3 separate regions of the Homo sapiens genome follow, and regions 1 and 3 are each linked to region 2. The links are chromatin loops, found by intact Hi-C in ENCODE. Cell type or tissue: GM12878. All regions are shown on one strand. Region 1 overlaps NOL4 (nucleolar protein 4). Region 2 has its middle 260 kb from the start of ASXL3. Region 3 overlaps LOC124904280 (a long non-coding RNA gene).

The links. Peaks named below come from ENCODE experiments on the same cell type or tissue, not always from the same donor. Only the 100,000 strongest peaks of a DNase experiment are listed, where the experiment ranks them.
Region 1: it touches region 2 in a loop (2.9-fold over the local background); 3 of 110 quality-filtered maps call a loop at or near these places.
Region 3: a loop joins it to region 2, with 8 times the contacts of the local background. A loop is called at or near these places in 19 of 110 quality-filtered maps.

Annotation. Positions count from the first base shown.
Region 1 is chr18:34,037,059-34,041,058 of GRCh38, reverse strand. All of the region lies in intron 5 of NOL4 (nucleolar protein 4), which reads left to right. Among named protein-coding and RNA genes, the nearest start is that of NOL4, 190 kb to the left of the region's middle. In GM12878, no CTCF peak of the experiment used is centred here; a DNase peak (open chromatin) is centred at 1,658.
Region 2 is chr18:33,837,197-33,841,196 of GRCh38, reverse strand. No RefSeq gene overlaps it. Among named protein-coding and RNA genes, the nearest start is that of ASXL3, 260 kb to the right of the region's middle. RefSeq lists an enhancer at 3,441-4,000. In GM12878, a CTCF peak has its summit at 1,551 (motif pointing left); a DNase peak (open chromatin) is centred at 1,493.
Region 3 is chr18:34,321,105-34,325,104 of GRCh38, reverse strand. The region is part of intron 1 of LOC124904280 (a long non-coding RNA gene); the gene reads left to right. Among named protein-coding and RNA genes, the nearest start is that of NOL4, 98 kb to the right of the region's middle. RefSeq lists an enhancer at 2,632-2,691. In GM12878, a CTCF peak has its summit at 2,215 (motif pointing right); DNase peaks (open chromatin) are centred at 2,264, 2,574 and 3,814; H3K27ac peaks cover 1,054 bases.

The DNA of each region.
Region 1 (4,000 bases), 200 kb before region 2:
TGCAATAGAAAACTCAATTTATAATCTGGCAAATTTTTTCATTACGTTTTTTCATCCTAGAATATTTTTGATTATCAGACAAAATTATCTGGAGTGTTCCTTGCCAACTTAAATGTTCTCTGCACCCATTTCTAATATTTTGAAGAATAAACACTTCTTTTACTAATTTTACAATTAAAGGACGTGAATATAAAATATATTTCTGACCAAATTTATATGAACAATTTTCTCATGGGATTGCCCTGAATTCTGGGCTGTATCAATGTCACCAGAGCATATCACACATGGTTCTTTTCGTTGTTTATCCTCCGTGATACCTAAGTTAGAAACACAAGGAGATTCCATTAAATGATACAATTGACTCATTTTTCTTATCCCTGCAGCATAAGGCAGTGGAAAGTACACAGACTATGGCTTAACACACTATCTCTGTTCGTATCTCAGACTCACATTTCCACAATGGTTTGTGCACCCATGTACTAATGGGCTAAGAACCTCCACCTCGCATGTTGTTTTATTTCAAAGTTCAATTGATTAATAAAGTATATTAATAAAATATAGATTTGTTTTAAAAATACATATTCATGATTGAAGCATTTTTCCTCAGGAAAATAGCTTCAATCACTTCAAAATAGTTTCTATTTTGAAAATAGCTTCAATCACCTCAAAATAGCTTAATCCTCAAAATAGCTTCTATCAGCAATGTAAGATTAATAAAATATTACATATTCATGTGAAGTATATAGTCATGAAAAAATTCCAAAAAGTACCAAAATGTATAAAGAGAAAGGAAGGGTCCCCTATTCTTCACTCCCAATCTACTGTGCCCCCAACAATAATCTCCATTAACAGTTCGGTATGTACCTTTCCAAACGAGAGATAAATAGATCAATCGATCGTTTTTATTAAAAATATAGTCACCAAAATTTTGAATACAGATGCTTCTCAACTTACAATGTGATTGCATCCCAACAGACCTATTGTAAATTGAAAATATTCTAAATCAAAATGGGTTTGATATGCCCAAGGTACTTAACACCATATCTTAGCCTAGCCTACTTTAAAGATGCTCAGAATACTTACATTAGCCTACAGTTAGATGGAGTTATCTAACACAAAGCCTGTTTATAATAAAATGTTGAGTATCTCATGCAATTTATTGAATGCTGAGCTGAAAGTGAAAAACAGAATGGTTGTATGGGTGCTCAAAATGCTCTTTCAACTGAATGTGTCTTGCTTTCACACCATCATAAAGTCAAAAAATTGCTAAGTTGAACCATTGTAAGTCAGGAACCGTCTGTATATGTTTTTCCTTTATATCATGATTTTGAATCAGTTGTTGGAAAGAACATTTTGCCAATGTTTTGCTGATGTTTTCATTGTGTTTAAACTAGCTGTTACTACAAAAGAACTAACAATTTACAGGCTAAAGAAAAGTGGAATGGGATTGACCACACACTTATTTTTTTGGAACCATTCATTAATTGTGGCAAGGGTTTTGCTGAAATGACAAGTAAATGCACATCTTAACTTTATACAGAAATGGAGGCTAAGCCAAATAAAGACTTGCTCTTAAAATATTGGTCTGCAAATGTCTGCAGAGCTGAAATGTGTAAATTAGAGATTCATTGAAGTCTGCTAGCCAAAAGTGAAAATGAAAGTGCTTTCAGCTTGCTAATTAATGCTGCCTGTGGAATTTGCAGGGGAAAAAAAAAGCCACCCAGACCTATGAGCAAAAGTAGTGATCTGGTTGTCAAAAGAATTGTGTCTCATTCTATTATGCTATTATGCTACTCAATATGGAACCCTTAGTAATAAACCTGTCTTTTTTCCCCAATGTAACCACTTAAAATTAGGTGACATATTCTCTACTTTGTTATTGTGTGACAATAAGACGAGGGAAAAGAATATCCAAAATTGTTCAAATTCCAGAATAAGATATGATATAACTATAATATATAGCTGAGATTTTAATGTTCTGATGTCTATATTGTTTATATATTTTACATTTTGTTTCTTTTATTGATACATAATACTTCACATACTTATGTGATATTTGTATTTTTTACATGCATAGAATGTATAATGATCAAACCTGCTTATTTGGGGGCACCCATCACCTTGAGTATTTATCATTTCATCACCTTGAAAAGGGTAACATTTCAAGTTCTCTCTTCTAGCTATTTTGAAATATACAGTATACTGTTGCTGATCATAGTCACTTTAGGCTGTTATCAAACATTAGAACTTGTTTTTCTATCTAAACTGTAAGTTTATACCCACTCATCCACCTCTTTTCATTTCCCCTACTCATTCTAACACACTTACCCACCTCTGGTATCTATCATTCTGTTCTCTGTCACCATGATACTAAGTTTTTTAGCTCCTACATATGAGTGAGAACATGCGGTATTTATCTTATTATACCTGGGTTCTTTGACTTAACATAATGACCTCCAGTTCCACCCATGTTGCTGCAAATGACATGATTTCAATCTTTGTTATGGCCAAATCATATTCTACTATGTATATGTACCACATTTTCTTTGCCCATTTGTTTACTGATGGACACTTAAGCTGATTCCATATTTTTGCTATTTTGAATAGTGCTACAATAAACATGCTAGTGTAGGTATCCTCTTGATATACTGATTTCCTTTGGATGGATATCCAGTAGTAGGATTGCTGGATCATATGGTAGTTCTATTTTTAGTTTTTTGAGAAATCTCTATGCTGTTTTTCATAGTGCTTGTACTAATTTACATTCCCACCAACAATATGTAAGTGTTTGCTTTTCTCCACATCCTTGCCAACATTTCTTACATTTTATTTTTTATAATAGCCATTCTGACTGGGATAAGATGATCTCTCATTGTGGTTTTGATTTGCATTTCCCTGATGATTACTGATGTTGAGCATTTTTTCATATACCTATTAACCATTTGTATGTCTTCTTGTGGGAATTGTCTGTTTATGTCCTTTGCCGAATTTTTAAGACATTATTTGTTTTTTTATTGTTGAGTTGTTTGAGTTCTTTGAGTATTTTGGGTATTAGTCCCCACTGGATGAACAGTTTGCACATATTCTCTCCTATTCAACTGATTGTTTCTTCACTTTGTAGTTTGTTTCCTTTACTGTGTAGAGCTTTTTAGTTTAGTATAATCTTATTTGTCTTTTTGTTTTAGTTTCTATGCTATTGAAGTCTTAGCTGTGAAACCTTTGCCTAGACCAGTCTTGAAATGTTTTCCTTACAGTGGTTTTATAATTTTGGGTAAGTGTAAGTCTTTAATCCATCTTGAGTTGATTTTTATATACGGTGAGAAATATGGATCCAGTTTCATTTTTTGGCATATGAGTATTTAAATTTCCCTGTATGTGTATCGAAGAGGGTGTCCTTTCCCTAGTATATATTCTTTGTATCTTTGTCAAATTAGCTGGGTGTAAATATAAAGATTTATTTTGGGGTTCCCTATTCTGTTCCATTAGTCTATGTGTTTATTTTAATAACAATACCATGCTGTATTGGTTACTATTGCCTTGTAATATAATTTGAAGTCAGGTAGTATGATACCTCCAGCTTTGTTCTTTTTACTCAGGATTACTTTGGCTATTCTTCTCATTTTTGGTTCTATATGAACTTTAAGATTTTTTTATTTCTGTGAAAAATGACATTGTTATTTTGATAGGGATTGTGTTGAATTTGTATATTGCTTTGGGTAGTATGGTCATTTAACAACATTAATTCTTCCTTTTCATGAGCATGGGATATCTTTCTATTTGTTTGTGTCCTCCTGTGTTATTTTAATCAGTGTTTTGCAGTTTTCCTTGTAGAGACCTTTCACTTCCTTGGTTAAGTTTATTTCTTGGGATTTTTTGTAGCTATTGTAAGTGGAATTGCCTTCTTGATTTCACTTTCAGCTATTTCACTATGGTGTACAGAAATGGTACTGATTTTTTCTATGTTCATTTTGTATTCTGCAATTCTACTAAATTTGGTTAT
Region 2 (4,000 bases):
CATGTTCCTAGAAAGTTATTTTGTGGAGAAGCTCTTAGATCCATGGCTCCTACTTTTTCACAAATAAAGCACCCAGCTCTCTCCCTAGAGACCCCACTCTATCCCTTAGCAGCTCTCCTGTGAGGAAAGGATGGCCCAGGCAGTAAATCTCTTCTGGTTTATAACAGAAAACACTGGGTAGTTGGGAGTGTTCCTATCTCTTGGACTGAGTAGAGACATATTTTTGGCACACTGAAAAAGATCAGTAAATGCTTCTTATCACACAATTATTGCTATATTTGGGAGTTAAATTGCATTATAATGTACTCCAATTACTTATACTTTTATCAATATAGTCATAACTATGCATATATTCCGAACAAGGGTCATAAAATTAAGGCCAGTGGACCAAATTTAGCCTGCCTCCCATTATTGTAAATAAAGTTTTATTGGAACACAACCATGCTCATTTATTACATGCTGCTTATAGTTGTTTTCACGCAATAACAGTAGAATTGAGTGAGTAGATACAAGAAAGATGATATGGCCCACAAAACCAAAAATATTTATTATCTGGTCCTTTATAGAAAATGTTTGTCTAGAGGATTATATTATAGATTATAGCTCTCCACCACTACTGTATGCCAGGTACTTTACTTGGCTCCCTTGTGCATTATCTTTAATGTTCTCAATAACCTTCCCAGTTGTTATGATCATGATATTGCAGGGGAAGAGTGTTAGACAGGTCAAGGGATCTGTTTAAAGCAGACATCCGGAATTCAAACAGTACTTTGTTTATGTTTTCTGACTGCGAGTCTTTTATGAGCTGTGCTAGGGATATAATCACCATGTTACACTTTTAATGGGAAAAGTTGTTCTTAGTGCCAAAACATGACCCTAAAAAAATGTGCTATGGGAAAGCAGTCCATATGCAATTTGGGGAACTGACTCTCAGTCCCCAAAGAGTCTTTCCTGATAATCTGGCTACCCCAACATTGTGTACCCTATTTCATTTTTATTCCAGTAATTATAAGTGCTTGAAATTATTTTATTTATTTGGCCATTTCTGTTTGGATTGTTTTTCTCCTCTCAGTGGAATGCAGGATCCTTGCCGGCAGAGTTTCTCTTCCATTTGCATCTGTAGCCCAAGAGCTGGGAGCATGCCAGGCACAAGTGTCACTGTTCAGCAAGCATTTGCTGTGTGGCTCCTCTTAGTTAATAATAAACGTTTATATTGTTTTCTTGTCCTAAAATACAACATCTGAATATAGACTGTAATGCATAGCAAAATTTGTCTTGCTTATTTGCCAACGGTGGAAAATTCTTTTTTGAAATCCTTGGAAGCATTCTAGAGGAGAACTGGGGTAGGTGTTGATTTATTGCAATGCGGTATTTTGAAAATTATCACAATATCTCTTTAGGGGATTCAGTGGAAGAAACCAGGATCATATACACCACGAAAAAAAAACCCAGCTTTTTAATTACTTAAACAGCAACTCGAAATGAGCATGATACTCCTCCTCATTTAACCCCTTAGAAGTGTGAGTTCACAGATTGCTACATCCTGCCCTCTACTGGAAGAGAGAGTAATGACAAACAGGGACTAGCAAAAGAGCACTGAAGCTTTTTTTTTTTTACCAAGAAACACAATTTTTCTTTTTGCTGGAGTAAATTACATGTTACAACTGCTCTTCCCTGCCCCACATTCCTTTCTACTTCCAGAGTAAATAAATAGCAAAGCAAGTGGAGTACAAGATGGCTACCAGTAAAATAAAGAGAAAAGCAAACCTATATATAGGACACGTTTTGAAAACAAAATTAATCTTTTATTTCTGTAGAAGTATTTTTAAAGTGTGATTTGTTTAATAATTAACTCTGCACCTCAGTTCTTATCATCTGACACTCTGTTGAAGAATATAATTGGAAAGGCTATCTAAGTTAAACTTCTAAAAATTAAACTTCTGAAAATTAGAGATAGCATATATTCATATTTACTTGTATTAACTCATATTTAGTGCAATATCTTTAACTTTTAATTCATAGAGTAAATGTCATGTCTGATATAATAAATATAATAATAAAATATATAAAGTCCCTGATTTTAAAAATGCATATTGTATAAGATACTAAGTTTCTTTTATAGAGAAGACTGATTAGTTACACCTGACCTTAATGTTTTCTTCTGGCCTCATGTGTCCCTTCCAGTTTCACAACTCACCCTACCAAACCTCACGTGTATGTCAAGATAAAGCAAGCTATCCCTACCCCATTACCCTGCGCTTACTTAGATAAGAACACCATCCTATAAACCAGCATACTGACCTCTACCAGTATATAATTTTTTTCTTTAATCAACAATATGCCCTACATCTTTTAAAGCATTAGCTAAATAAGCCAACTATACACTGATTTGAAGCAGGTGCTTCCAAAATCTCGCTTAAAACATCTAATATGAGCAAGACAGGTTAACTGAGATATCTTCCAGTACCTTTAAATTCTGACCCTGTGCTAAGTTCCAACACCACAAAACAAAGTGTCTATGTCTCCGAACTGTAGGTTAATGCTCTCTCTCTAAAGGAGTAACAAAAGAATTTGCTTGTAAAGAATGTATCATTTCTTTGGGAAAACCAGCATCATATTTTTGATTTCCATGTTTCCATTACATTACCAAGTCCACGGCTCTACCAAGTAAGGTTATCTTAGAATCAGGGCAAGGAAAAGCTTTTATCTATTGGTGAACTCTTAGTAGATAGCAAGAAGAACCATTATGGTTAATAGCATAAACCATAGAGTCACATTGCCTAAATTCAGATTCCAACTCTCTCTTGTACCATGTTACCTTGAGCTAGTTATGTTAACTTCCTTTGTCTTAGTTTCCTCATCTGTAAAATGTGGGTGTCAATAGTACCTGCCTCATAGGGCAATTGTGAAAGTAAAAGAAGTTCATATGTTAAAAAGTCCCTTGGAACCAGACTTGGCACACAGCCTTTGAGAGATGTCAGCTGCAACCCAAATTTGTTTCTGCATCCTACCCTGTTGACAGAAGGCTCAGAGCTACATGTCAATTCTTTCGCTGTAACTGATTCCAGACACCTGCTTCTTCTTTCTCTCTCTTCCTCAATTTACTTATTTATTATAATTGCTCTGTTTCATATCATTTTTATTAATATAAGCTGATGAACTATTTTAAGGAAATGAACAAGAATGAAATTATTTATTAGGTGGACTAAACTGAACTTGGCCTCTTTGGTCAATTATTTCAGTCCAGATTACTTAATTTTCTGCTTTATAAAATACTCCTAAATTAGGTCACATCAATTTCAGAAAGCACGTCTTAGAATATGACATCTTCCATGTGCAAGAAAATCCAGAATTTAAAAAAAAATCTTGTCTTCATATGAGACTTCTTGGATGACATATAGGTGTTAACGGTTTAATACATGCATATAAAGAGGTACCTCTTAACATGTCAAATATGTTGATAGGTTTCCATGCTCATTAAGACTCACATGGATAAGGAATGGAGCAAAGAGCAGCTATACTCTACTGGCACTGTGCTGGGAATAATTTGAAATCAAGCTTCTCTTCTGCAAAGCCCAATTCTAGTTAAAAGGTGCAAGAGGGAAATCAGTACAGAGTGCAAGTTCATCAGAACAGGTTGATCTGGTTTGCTGGAGACTCTTAGAAGCCTCCTGGGAGAAATGGGGATAAAAGTTGTTGAAATAGATAGATAACTCCAGGACTTAAGCTCTCAAACACAAATGATGAACAAAGACCAGCTTTACCTCCTGGAGAGTGCCTTCTCCAAATAAATGCAGGTAACTCATCAAAGCCTCTGCCCTGAGTACTTAATTGCTGGAGAGGGAACATTTGGGCTGCATAACAAAAAGCATTACTTTTATTTTCTCAGATCAGCCTTAAGAAAGTGTCCCAAGTTTCAAAGGGAAAGTACCTGAGACAGACATAGTAAGTTGATAAAGAGTTGTAATAAAAGAGGCATCAGAAATTGAGGCAACAAGGC
Region 3 (4,000 bases), 480 kb before region 2:
CATGCACATGTATCAGTGATATATCCTCTCAGCCTACTTTGTCTTCAGCAGACAATTTACTTTTGTTGCTCACCTAGAAATAATAGGGCATTTGGGAAAATTACTCCTTCTAATGACATTTCTATAGAAATTGGGGAAAAAAGCTGCTGGAAAAAGCAGCACTTAGGTGAAATGCTAAAATAAGTCAAGTACAAAAATGAAAAATCACCCTGTAGCTCAGTATATTTTATAATTTGATATTTCATCACTAAGACAGTTTAAAAAATAATCCTCCAAGACAAAGAATGTTTCAACATCAACTATTAAGCATGTGATACTAAGAGAATAGAAGCTTCTTCTGCTCAGAAATTGTCTGAACCTACCACCAACTGTTTGTAAAGAGGTTTTAAAGCTACCGAATAGCATAGATGTATTATTATAACGAGCTGATTAGATATTTTAATAATCTCTTTTTCAGTATTTTCTAACATAAGAGTAATGTCATTTAGACATCAGTGAGAGAAAAGATCACAATTGTGGAGAAACAAAGTCATCTATGAGAAAAGCCATGGCCTGAGTCAGAAGACTTCCAGTTCTCCTGGCAAGTCTGGCTTTCTCTTTCTCTCTCTCTCTCTCTCTCAGGCCAGAAGATATTCTTTTATTACAATGAACTAGCAATCATGCAATATCAAGAAACAGCCATGAAGGCACCTGCAGTAGGGATTACTGCAGGCCTGTAAATAAGAAGTTTCTTGAGGGGTACAACTGGGTAATTGCTGGGAAGGCAGAAAAATGTGGGGAAGAAATGTTCTGACCTCCTTTATAATTTTCATACAGGTGACAAATTAAGAGGCCAAGGTGACATTTTATAACAACTTTTTTTTTCATTGATTTGGGGCACTGATCAAAACTTCTGCCTCATATATATATATACTGTAAAATAACTGAAAAAAAAAGCAGTCATAAGTCCTCGAAGAAAGGGACATATTTTGGCAAAGAATATTTAAACACATTGTAATTTCTAAAGCAAAATTTGAAAGAGTAAGGAATCTTCAGACACGATATGGGTCTTTTTCATCACAAGCAAGCTCTTTCTTAGCAAGGACACAAAGACAGCACACTGCACAAAAGCAACAGTGACAGCATTAATGATGACTTAATCTCCTTGCAGAAGAGAAAAATCATTTCACCAAGGTGTCCAGAAGGTTTCAGGTCCTTTTTAGGTAGTTTCCCATTGAAATACCTGAATATGCAGCATAAAAACAAAACACAAATATCTTCGGGCCAGAAATGGACCTAAGATACAGTGAAAGCAGATACTGTGTGAGCTTCTGGGAAGCTTATAATATAGTGGCAGGTGACCTCAGTGACTCTGAGATTAAACTTTGATCAGGAGCCCATAGTGGCAGAATGTCCATGGACCAGAAGATCTCAGGCAGCTCAGGATGCTCTGCATCATTCAGTAAGCAGACACTGGGAGTTAGGACATGTATGTGTGCCATACGTTTGGTGCCTAGTGATATCTAGGGATAAACTAGTCCCTGAAATGACACAAAGCACACTTGTCATATGCTGGCTTTTGCCTACCTCCTTGCTATTCTAAGCCTACTTTTGATTTTGTGAACTACCCTTCATTGCATGTAGTCTTGGCCAGACTGTAAGTCAGGGCCCCTGGACAAAGGTTGGTCAGAAGATCAAGAAAAGCTAATCACGCACTCTCTTCCAGAATTTTAACCTAAAGCAGAGTGTTACAAGGACACAACATGATTGAACTCATTATTCGAATTGATGAATGAGATCACCTTTTTTCTATCTGCTCACAAACAGCAACCTCACAACCAAACAAATAATCTAGAAATCCACTAATACCAGCTGATCTCTATGAGGAATTTGCAAAAAAATGTGAGTATTCATGAAGCAGAGCATATACTTTTCTGTTCCTGTGTGCTAGTGTTAGCTCGGTTCTGTTTTTTTAAATAAGGCAATTAAACAAAATAACTTCACTTTAAAAATGACACCAGTGATAACCTTACACAGTTTTAAATGTGAGAGTCATTGTCATACCTTCTAGAAATACGATGATAAAAAAAACAAGGCTATCACCAAACTTTCGAAAACACGCATGATCTTTATTATTAAGTTTTCTGGCTTTTGTCACGATGTACAATTTTTTTCTTGCAATACTTTCTCAGTCTGCAAACCCACTCTAAGCCCGCGTGCGTCCATAAAGACTGCACCACATGGTGGCGCTCTGGTTGTGCCTTAAGTGAAATCGCTAGCGTTTTCTTTTCAAGAAAAGGGTTGATCAAAAAATGAAGTTAAAAATAAAATTCACTACTCAGCTTTCCATGGTCCTAGAAAATAAATATTCTTTTTAATGTTTTCTCTACCTCCTCTCTGCGTCATTCTCCCTCTGGAAAACCTGCAGATGCCCTTTATTTTGGTTCATGCAGTTGGAGCCACCTGGACCCAAGAGTGAAGACCAGGTGGAACCTGTCCGGTTCTGAACAATAAGGAAACTGGTTTAATGATACTCCCAGAGCTTTCTTGTGGCCACCGTTCCCCTCTTGTCCATTCAGAACTCTTGTCATTCTCTCTATAAATGAATCACCGGGGAATTTTCAGCACACCCCAGCTTCCTGACCAACAGCTTGCTCACTTGCTGTAGCCATCTTGAAATAAAATGTACTACTGCGATAAAGAAAAACAAAGTTTAATGGGTAGAGTTCTTGTATGAGGCCATTTAAATTTAGACTCCCAATCTCCACAAAGCAAACAGTCCTGGGGTAGAGAATGCTCTGAAATAGCAGCGTCTTGTTTTGTGTTTTGCCTCCTGGGATCCTCTGTTTTTCCCTTGAGGGAAATTGCCTTAAGGTAGAGAAAGGTCCAGTTCTGCCTACCTGGAGAAAGGCTGACCTGGTGATTTATAGTACATAATTAACAGAAGGTACGTGTACACCGGGGGCCAGTGTACTATCTCAAACTGTGGATGAGAATGACATTTCAGCTGAGCTACATGAAGAGGAAATTATAAGTAGAATGCCTAAGAAGTATTTTTCAATATAAGAAACAACTATTAAATTATCTACTATTTTCTCTAATCATAGAGGTATATTAGATTTCTACTGTTATGTTACAAATTTCCATAACCTTAATGGCTTAAAAATATCCTTTTATGAGTTCACAGTTCCGTAGATCAGAAGTCTGGGAATGGCATGGTGGAATTCTGTGCTCAGATTATCACAGCGTTGACATCAAGATGCTTTCAAGCTCAATGTTTTTGCCAGGATTCATTTCCTTGTGGTCCTATGACTGAGGTCCACATTTTCCTGCTGTCAGCTAGGGGCCACTTTCAGCTCCTAGAAGCCACTCACAATTTCTTGCCATGTGGCTCCTATTGGAAATTCACAGCATAGCGTTGCTTCTTTCCAGGCCCAGAAGAACATGTGTTTCTGACTTCTTCCTCTGTGGCCTGCTTGAGAAAAATAAAAAATCTCTCTGCTTTTAAAGGGCTAATGAGACTGATTAGGTCAGGCCCACCCAGATAATCCCTCCGTTTCTTAAAATTAACTGGCATGGGTCCTTCAGTGGAACTGCAAGACCCCTTCACAGCGAATCCAGATTTGCATTTGATTGAATGACTGGGAGTAGGTGTGGATACCCCAGGGGTCAGCATACTATCTCAAAATAGTGGCTTTCTCATAACTTCATTCCCTTACCCCTGTTCTGATACCAGCATACAGCAAAGCTAAGGAGAGGTCCCCGGTTTACTCTGCCTGAGGAAGGGTTATGGTTTTAGTTCTTAGGCACTCTATTGGTCTGAGTCAGAGGATATAAAGTTAGAGCTGGAACAGACTTTAGAGATGGGTTCAATGTATCTGAGACTGTGAGGAGTTCAGAAACAGCTCAGGGTCACACAGAGGTTGATTGCTGTGGCCAACGCCTTCTACTTTCCCCTGCTAGCCTCTTCCAAGCAGCCAGTGCTGCTCCAAATGGGCTTGTCACCAGGCCCAGGGAACAT